Linked DNA regions of Homo sapiens: region 2 is linked to region 1. Evidence: chromatin contacts called from ENCODE Hi-C or POLR2A ChIA-PET data. All regions are on one chromosome and are shown on one strand. Each heading gives the region's core, a stretch centred on a gene start or an enhancer-like site at or near the end of the contact. The rest is flanking DNA. Distances are from core to core; before and after follow the strand shown. Region 1 has its middle 24 kb from the start of MCF2L-AS1. Region 2 overlaps MCF2L (MCF.2 cell line derived transforming sequence like).

Region 1 (4,761 bases), core at 1,917-4,416:
AAGCCACGGGATACGCATCCTCACAGTGCCTCTTCTGACTACGAGTCCTAAATACACCCTTTATTCAGGTTCTGTATCTGAATTCATTCAAAAGGAAGTCCTAAGACAACAAGGAGTGTTAGGTGTCAGTTTCACCACCTAAGAGGAAAACAATGACCTTGAGGAAACCTCATCTGTGACACCCATTTTCATCACAGCAAAATCTCAAGGGGGCTGGATCAGCAGACACAGAACTCTAAGTCCCTCTGAGCCCTCTGGAATACAACCCTGACTTGTCTTTGTAGTTCCCACTTCCAGCCCATTTGTACAATGTTTAATTTCCTATAGTAAGGCATGTACTTCAATATAGGTTTTAAAAATTAAACAAAGCAATACGTTTACCACAAGGTATCTAGCTACTGATTATCTCATGTGGGTCACAACCACATGTGTTTTATTTATTTAGGGATTAAAGTTACTATAGTTTTTTTTTTTTTATCAGAAAGGGAGAAACATTATCTTTAGTCATATGTATTTCTTGGAGGATCTTGGATAGTTTTAGTCAGAATACTTTGGCAGGGTGGCAAAATGATGCTTCCTACATAAATTTTGACATTTCAAATAAAAAGATGATAAAGTGAAAAGTGATTTAAAAATTTTAGCATGAGTTATCAAAAGCTCTAGAATTTCAACAAATACAAATGGAAGAGAGTTTAAAATTTCAAAGACAAATATTCTCAAAACATGATACCCCAGAAGAGCCCGGGCTGGCGTGCTGATGAGCTCAGGTTTCCGGTCTGAACACGCAGCAGCTCCTCACCTGTCTGAAGCCACATGGAAGCCACAGGGACAGTCCCAAAGAGAATAAGAAAATTAGAAGAATAAAGTACACGGCACAAACCCATCTCTCCATGGGCCCCTCCTCATCAATTCACCATCTACATGTTACTTTTGTACATCTATGATGAATGTCAGTGCCAACCCAATTATTGCTTTTGACAACCACACTTACTGAAGGTACAGACTGTGCCAGGCACACTTTATCATTCTCCCACTAGACAGAACCGCCATGATGCAAGATGCCATCCCATTTCGCAGACCAGGGCATGAGGCCATGTGAGCATCCAGGCTTGTCTCCCACTCACTGTGTCTTCCTGCTCAGCAGGGCAGGAACTGCTGCTCAAGGTCAAAAAGGCATCCCAGAAGAATGGTGCCATCACTGCAAAGCAGTGACTACTTTAAACAAATCTCATAAAAAAAGATCCCAAAGATAGTGAATCAAAATCATTTCTTTATATAATAAGCACTTTAAAAAACATTAATAGACTTTATATTTTAGAGCAGTTTTGGGTTTTACAGAAAAATTGGGCAGAAAGTACAGGGAGTCCTCGTATACTCCCCCTCTGCCCCACTTCCTTCCACAGTTATTATAACTTCTTGCATTGGTGGCCCATACATTACAATTTGATACATCATTACTAACTAAAGCATATCGTTTACTTGAGGGTTCATGCTTCCTGTTATGCAGTTTTAGGTCTTGAGAAGTGCATAATGTCATGGATCATGCAGAATAGTTGCACTGCCCTAAAACTCCCCTGTGTGATAAACACTTTTTAAAATCAAAAAGGCAATGGAACATTCTGTATGACACTGCAATGGTAGATATGTATATAGAGCACCAAGACTGAGCCTAAACAGCAGCTCCAGGCAGGACCCCACTCCCTTCAGGGCCCACCCTGCACCATCTTCCTCAAATGTTTTATACAAAAAAAAAAAAAAAATAGTGGTGCCTAATTGGCATTGCATCGATTTTCTTAAGAGCCAGGACTAACACAAAGTGATTTCAAAGCTTCCATTAGGACACCATGAACACTGGGCCCACGGTGGTGGCATCAGGCAGACCTTGCTCCCTTCTGCACAGAGCTTGCAGAGAAAGCCCAGGCAAGTAGGGTGGAGGGCCTTCCCTAAGAGGCTGGCTCTTTCAGAAGTTCAGGTTTGGCCGGGCGCGGTGGCTCACGCCTGTAATCCCAGCACTTTGGGAGGCCGAGGCGGGCGGATCACGAGGTCAGGAGATCGAGACCATCCTGGCTAACACAGTGAAACCCCATCTCTACTAAAAATACAAAAAATTAGCCGTGAGCCGAGGTTGCGCCACTGCACTCCAGCCTGGGCGACAGAGCGAGACTCCGTCTCAAAAAAAAAAAAAAAAAAAAGTTCAGGTTTAGCGGGACAGGACTGACAGATTGACAGCTCTTCTGCGGCTTAGCACTGGTGGTGCATAGCATTCCTGGAACGCATACTAGGAACGCGACCCTTGAGCAGGCGGCATCCCCCAACTCCACAGAGAGACCCAGGTGTTCACCCAGGCCAGATGGAGCAGTAACAACGTCTGTGCTGCCCCGAGACACCAGAGCACACATACGCTGTAGGGATTGGCCCAGTCTGCGAACCCCACTCATGACGGGGCCAGAGCAATGGATTCCCAGTAAATGAGGGTCATGAGCTTGCTCTTCACCCGGGACCCTCCCTTCATGGCCCGGGACCCTCCCCTCACAGCCCAGGACCCTCCTCTCACGGCCCGGGACTCTCCCCTCACAGCCCAGGAGCCTCCCTTCATAGTCCAGGACCCTCCCTTCACGGCCTAGGATCTTCCCCTCCCCTCACGGCCCGGGACCCTTCCCTCATGGTCCGGAACCCTTCCCTCAGCCAAGACGCTCCCCCCACAGCCAGGGACCCTCCCCTCACGGCCTAGGATCCTCCCCTCCCCTCAAGGCCCGGGACCCTCCCCTCACCCGGGACCCTCCCCTCACGGCCCGGGACCCTCTCTGCGCCCCTGGCCCGCAGGGCTCAGCTCCTCAATGCTGGTCTGAGAGGCCCGAGAGCGTCTCCCTCTCAGTTCTCAGTTCTCGGGGCCGCGCTGTCCCCGCTGCCACCGAGATCCCCTCACCCCGCCTACTACGCCTCCCGCCAGGTCCTTCCGGTCCGCCTGAAGTCTGTGGAGGCTTCCAGAAAATGCTCCCAGATCTCCGCCGGCCCGAGCCGAGCCACCGCAGGCTGCTCGGGCTCCCGGCGGTGTGGTCCCTCCAGGAGGGAACTGCGAGCGCTCCCGCCTTCCCCGTCTGTCCCCGGGTAAGGGACTGGCCGGCAGGTCCCGCCCCCCGCGCCTCCTCTGCGCCTGGGCGCCTGCACGGGGCCTCCTCCTTGAAAGGCGCGGAGTCTCGGCTCTGGCTGCGGTGCTGCAGGCGCAGCCTCCCTGGAAGGCACCGCGCCGGGAAGAGCGGCCCGTCTCTCAAAGCCCGGGCCGCCGCGCCCCGGCCCCTGCAACCAAGGCGGCGCCTCTCCCGGGCGCCGGCGCCCTCCGTTGGGCGTTCACGCCTGCGGCGCGGAGCCGGGGACCGGGAGCTGGGAGCCGCCGCCCTCCCCGCGCCTGGGCTCTGCGGCCGGGGGCCCTAGAGCTCGACCGCGACCCCCCAACCACAGCCTCGGGAGTGGGGCGCACAGCGTCGGGACTCAGCACAGGCGCCGCGGGCACAGGCGTGGCCGCCCCACCTGTGCCAGTGGGAAACATGGTGAGGACAGAAGTCCACTGAGGGCTGTCACCTGCGATCCTTTAAGTCACACCTGCTGAGCCCTAGGCTGGATGCTCCTCGCAGCTGTTTCTGACAGCCTTCACCTCAAAGTTTACCAGGTTTTTGCTAGAAATCTCTCAGGCCTCTCTGAGCGCCTTCCTGGCTCTGCATTTCCATTTCTTCCAAATGGCATTCCAAAATGTCCCCATTATCTTCACACACCATATCCTTTGGACACATGTCAATCCTAAATACAGAAGGAAAAATGGAACAGCAGCTCACGAGGGTGCTGTCCCACCTTTCCTGCCCAACAGCACCCTCTGCTGGCATGTGGGGATGGTGCGGAGAAGGACTTAGTAGGACATGGCCACGCCTACCAGGTGGGTGGAGAGAATGTTAAGTCACCCACAATAGGGGAGCAGAACCACATCAAGAGATGTCCCTGCCTGCACCCGCTGCACATTCCTGCAGGCAAAACTTGGTTACCTGCATCTGAACTCATTCACTTCGTTTTACACGTAACTAGACAGAGTTTTTTTACTAATTTAAAACTAGACTAGATTTTCTTAGAATAAATTATTGTGTAAATCAGACAGGTGGACTGTAGGGTCCAGCCCCACAGGGTCAGTGGGTTTTCTCCCCGTGTGTGGAGACGAGAGAGTGTAGAAATAAAGACACAAGACAAAGAGATAAAAGAAAAGACAGCTGGGCCTGGGGGACCACTACCACCAAGACACGGAGACTGGTAGTGGCCCCGAATGCCAGGCTGCACTGATATTTATTGGATACAAGACAAAGGGACAGGGTAAGGAGTGTGAGCCATCTCCAATGATAGGTAAGGTCATGTGGGTCACATGTCTACCAGACAGGGGGCCCTTCCCTGCCTGGCAGCCGAGGCAGAGAGAGGAGAGAGAGAGACAGCTTACGCCATTATTTCTGCTTATCAGAGACTTTTAGTACTTTCACTAATTTGCTACTGCTATCTAAAAGGGAAAGCCAGGTGTACAGGATGGAACATGAAGCGTGACCACTGAAGCACAGCATCACAGGGAGACGGTTAGGCCTCCAGATAACTGCGGGTGGGCCTGACAGACCCTCCACAAGAGGTGGAGGAGTAGAGTCTTCTCTAAAATCCCCCCAGGGAAAAGGAGACTCCCTTTCCCGGTCTGCTAAGTAGTGGGTGTTTTTCCTTGACACTGACGCTACCGCTAGA
Region 2 (4,761 bases), core at 1,451-3,950, 47 kb before region 1:
CCCTCTCTCCAAGAAACATCCCTAAGCCCCGTCCCTCCTGCCCTGAAACCTCTCTCCAGGCACCCTCCCCCTCCCCTCCCACTGCCACTTCTGTGGCTGCGATCCTGGAGCCTCATCCCACGCCTGAACGACTAGGGTGGTCCTAAGCCACTTGTTTCCATGCAGTCCCTCCCGACTGCCACCTGCTCCCTGATTTCCTTGCTGAAAGCTGAGTCTCATTTCACATATCTCCTAAAAGCCCTCCTGGCGGTCTCTGTGGCTAACAGTCAAATTCCTGGACCGGTGTTGACCCCAGAGCCCTCAGGTCGGCCCCTACTGCCCACCAAGCCTCTGCCCAGGAACACCCACCATGTTGTGTGCCCGGCGCTCCCCCGCCACCATGTTCACACGAAGACATCACGTGGCTTCACCGGGGCTGTGCCATCGTGTCTCCATCACCAGATCCTCCCCCAGCCTCTGTCAGTACAGCCTCTCTGTGGCCTCCCCATGCCCCGCGCTACCTCTCCCTCCGCGGCAGCGCGTGGTAATCTCTGGCTTAAAAGCCACCTTACTGCAGAAGCGGGAGCTTCTCAAGGCAGCGAGCCGCTCTCTCCTCACCCCCATGGCCCATGGACTCCTGCCTGATGCCCGCGCACGTTTGGCAGAGACTGAGCCGGGGCTGCCACTGTAAGTATTTTGGGGTTTGCACCAGGGTCTGACCTCAGTGTAGACACCCTTACGAGATGAACACACATTGCAGAGAAATGTTTTCTTTTGTCCTAGCTCAAATATAATGTGAAAGTCAGTGCTTTTAAAGCCAGAACTGAGGTGAACTTTTCAGTGTTCCCGATGTTCTGTAGATTTACAGTATAGGAGACCTAATGCAATAAAAATGATTGGCTACGAAACACCAAGGGGAGAAGGGTAAGTTACGTAAGTGCCAAGTTCCACCTTTCCCCAGCTAGAATATTCAGTGTCCATTTCACAAAAACGAGACTGGGCTGAGAAGCTTCCACATCATTATTCAGTGGGCCCAGCTCACTGCTTCAAACTCAGCTTCCTACAGGCCACGCTTATTTCCCTAATCCACTCCCAAGGAACAGACGTGCAGCCACTGAGGATGAGACGTGGCCACCACAGACGCACGGCGGGAACGTCTGGAGCACCTGGGTGGGTGGTGGCTCTCCCCACAGGAGCACGGCTTCCCCTTCCACTGCCCTCACTGAGATGGGGAAGTCGGGCACATTCCGACTGGGCCTCATGACATCAGGAAGCACGGTCGAGGTTTAGGCAGATTCTTAGGTATACATCCATTGGCTCCCACTAAACATGGCCAAGTATCTCCTACAGGCTGGGTATCCCATATCCAAAATGCTTAAGGCCAGAAATGTTTCGGATTTTGGATTTTTTTCAGAGTTTGGACTATGTGCATATACATAATGAGACATTTGGGACGTGACCCGAGTCTAAACACAAAATTCATTTATGTTTCACGCACACCTCATACACGTAGCTTGAAGGTAATTTTATACACTGTTTTAATTTTGTGCATGAAATAAGTTTTGACTGTGACTGTCGGGTCAGGTGTGGATTTTCCACCTGTGATGTCATGTCAGAGCTCAAAAGTTTCAGGTTTTGGAGCATTTTGGATTTTCTAATTGGGGCACTCAACCTGTAATAAAAAGGGAATACTTGCCTTGTTTAAATAAATATTTTAAATACAGTGAGATCACTAGGGAGGGTAAGACAGGTGCTTTTAACAAGAAATTGTTTTCGTGGGCTGAATCCCACATAGGCCAAGCCCTGTGGAGTCGGCTGTGGTTGAGACCAGAACCAGCCAAATCCTGCCCTGCCAGACATGACTTCCGGTAACTTAACCCGCAGGGAAGGGCTCCTGGCTCTGAGCAAATGACCCCCTTTCCCGGCCAGGGAGCACAGACTGCTGCAGAGCATGAAAATCAGGGTCACAAACAGCAAACGCCAAATACACTCAAAAAAGCAAATTTCAGTTGCATCCTGAGCTGTCATCTTGAGGGTCTGTCTTTATAAAATCATTTGCAAACTTCTGATAGATTTTTGAAATACTTAGCAACTTCTAATAAAATTTCCAATGTTCTAATGAAGTCACACTTTAAAAATCTGCTATTATTTCCTTGTGGAATGAGTACTGTAACTGGATAATGTGTCTGAAAGGTGTTCGTATCCTGAGAGACACCCCCCAAAACACAGTGAATCAGGTCCTCAGAGACACCCCCCAAAACACAGCGAATCAGGTCCTGGGAGATGCCCCCCAAAACACAGCGAATCAGGTCCTGGGAGATGCCCCCCAAAACACAGCAAATCAGGTCCTGGGAGACGCCCCCCAAAACACAGCAAATCAGGTCCCGGGAGATGCCCCCCAAAACACAGCGAATCAGGTCCCACACAACGTGTACAAAGTTAACAGAAGCAGGTGGCAGGCGGCCGGATTTCGCAGAAAGCCTCAGTGAGGGCAGTGCTGTGGCCACACTCAAGTTCAGCTGAGACTGCTTCCTGGAAGGAGAGCTCCTGTCCCGTCCCCTCCTGCAGGCCCCACAGAGCAGCTGGACCCAGGTACAGAGCCCCAGGTGCAGAGCCAGGTGGCGGAGGCCGAGCAGGCTTTCTTTGTTTTTGTCTCTGTGGCAACAATGTACCAGCAAACACCTAGTTTACTGTCACATGGCTGCAGGGTGGTGGCTCAGGGGAGGAGGCAGCGGGTTTTCAGGAGCGCATTCAGCCAGCTGCGCTCTCCTCAAAGCTGATAAGCACGCCAGTTCTCCTTACCCCAGGTCATCCCTGCCCGTTGTTTAGGGAACAGGGACTGATTCTTTGCTTTCCCTGCAGCATTGGGCCTGGCCTGGCCTGGCACAGAGCAGACGCTGGGCACACACTTCCCAAGTAAGTGAAGAAGGACGGGATGAAGAAAAGCACCCCTGGGACCTTTGTCATCTTCTGCTAATTCATTTGTTCTTAGCTCCACACAGAAAGCAGTTTGGTTTTCTGAAAATTCGTGCCTGTACATAGAAGTCGTGGAAAGTCCTCTGAACTGCTCTTGGCAATCATGGAAAGCAAAGGTCTCCTTGCAAGAGCAGACCCCTCCATGTGATTCTGAAGGAAACTGTGCGAGGGTCTCTGCCAGCCACTGCTCCCCGCCTCGGCCACCGGGTGGTTTATTATGTCACACTTCTCAAGGCACCGTATGTGGGATAAGCACTTGCACTGGGTTTGCTTAGCACACTCTTTACTTTGTCCTTGAAAAACAGGCTTCTCTGGGGTGAAGACAAAGTGGTCTCCTGTCCCCGAACTTACCTGACACTGCAGGGTTTGGAACAAATATCCCACGACAGGGCTGGACCTGGTGTAGCCACCACATTCTGTAAGTTCCAGGGGTCTTTAAACATAAGAAAGTGACGAAGGGTGTGGTAGTTCCTGCACTTTCAGGATAGACAAGGTTCCCACAGATCTGAATGGTTTAACACAGGGGTCTGCAAGCCCCGAGCCACAGACCGGTACTGGTCGGGCTGCACAGCAGGAAGTGAGCGGCAGGTGAGTGAACAGGGGGTAAGCAGGAGGTGAGTGGCGGGTGAGTGAGGACTGCCTGAGCTCCGCCTCCTGTCAGATCAGCAGTGGCGTTTGATTCTCCTAGGAGCGAACCTATGGTGAACTGTGCATGCGAGGGATCTAGGCTGTGAGCTCCTTATGAGAATCTAATGCCTGATGATCTGAGGTGAACCGTTTCACCCTGAAACCATCCCTACCCCTGATCTGTGGAAAAGTTATCTTCCATGAAACTGGTCCCCGGTGCCAGAAAGATTGGGGACTGCTGGTTTAAGAGATTGGCAAATTAGAAAAGAAAGCATCACTGAACTCGCATGGAGTCTAAGAGCTCAGGAAGGACTCAGGCGTGGTAGCTCCATCCCCTGCTCAGGGAGGACTCGGGTGTGGTAGCTCCATGTCCTGCTCAGGGAGGACTCGGGTGTGGTAGTTCCATCCCCTGCTCAGGGAGGACTCGGGCGTGGTAGCTCCATGTCCTGCTCAGGGAGGACTCGGGCGTGGTAGCTCCATGTCCTGCTCAGGGAGGACTCCAGTGTGGTAGCTCCATCCCCTGCTCAGGGAGGACTCCGGTGTGGTAGCTCCATCCCCTGCTCAGGGAGGACTCGGGCGTGGTGGCTCCATGTCCTGCTCAGGGAGGACTCGGGCGTGGTAGCTCCATGTCCTGCTCAGGGAGGACTCGGGCGTGGTAGCTCCATCCCCTGCTCAGGGAGGACTCTGGCGTGGTAGCTCCATGTCCTGCTCAGGGAGGACTCGGGCGTGGTAGTTCCATCCCCTGCTCAGGGAGGACTCGGGCGTGGTAGCTCCATGTCCTGCTCAGGGAGGACTCGGGCGTGGTAGCTCCATCTCCTGCTCAGGGAGGACTCCGGTGTGGTAGCTCCATCCCCTGCTCAGGGAGGACTCCGGTGTGGTAGCTCCATCCCCTGCTCAGGGAGGACTCCGGTGTGGTAGCTCCATCCCCTGCTCAGGGAGGACTCCGGTGTGGTAGCTCCATCCCCTGCTCAGGGAGGACTCGGGCGTGGTAGCTCCATGTCCTGCTCAGGGAGGACTTGGGCGTGGTAGCTCCATGTCCTGCTCAGGGAGGACTCGGGTGTGGTAGTTCCATCCCCTGCTCAGGGAGGACTCAGGCGTGATAGCTCCATGTCCTGCTCAGGGAGGACTCGGGCGTGGTAGCTCCATGTCCTGCTCAGGGAGGACTCGGGCGTGGTAGCT

What was found. Hi-C counts contacts between places; a loop is a spot of excess contacts on that map. ChIA-PET counts read pairs that join two places held with the same protein, here RNA polymerase II (POLR2A). Pooled maps may share reads with other maps.
Region 2: a loop to region 1 is called in a map of heart left ventricle, with 2.4 times the contacts of the local background. The contact joins two enhancer-like sites. A Hi-C loop is called at or near these places in 19 of 168 maps with a recorded cell type or tissue (Caco-2, HepG2, K562 and 9 more), 1 of 37 single-sample maps with no recorded cell type and 17 of 50 pooled maps. POLR2A ChIA-PET finds 5 or more read pairs at or near these places in 6 of 52 experiments (HepG2, SK-N-SH, WTC11 and 2 more).

Annotation. Positions count from the first base shown.
Region 1 is chr13:112,942,001-112,946,761 of GRCh38, reverse strand. It overlaps a transcript of MCF2L not described here. Among named protein-coding and RNA genes, the nearest start is that of MCF2L-AS1, 24 kb to the left of the region's middle. RefSeq lists a silencer at 3,071-3,250. Within about 2 kb of position 3,166, at least 16 of the 41 ENCODE cell types and tissues checked have a DNase peak (open chromatin) inside an H3K27ac peak, as active enhancers do.
Region 2 is chr13:112,988,875-112,993,635 of GRCh38, reverse strand. The region is part of intron 1 of MCF2L (MCF.2 cell line derived transforming sequence like); the gene reads right to left. Among named protein-coding and RNA genes, the nearest start is that of MCF2L, 22 kb to the right of the region's middle. Within about 2 kb of position 2,700, at least 5 of the 41 ENCODE cell types and tissues checked have a DNase peak (open chromatin) inside an H3K27ac peak, as active enhancers do.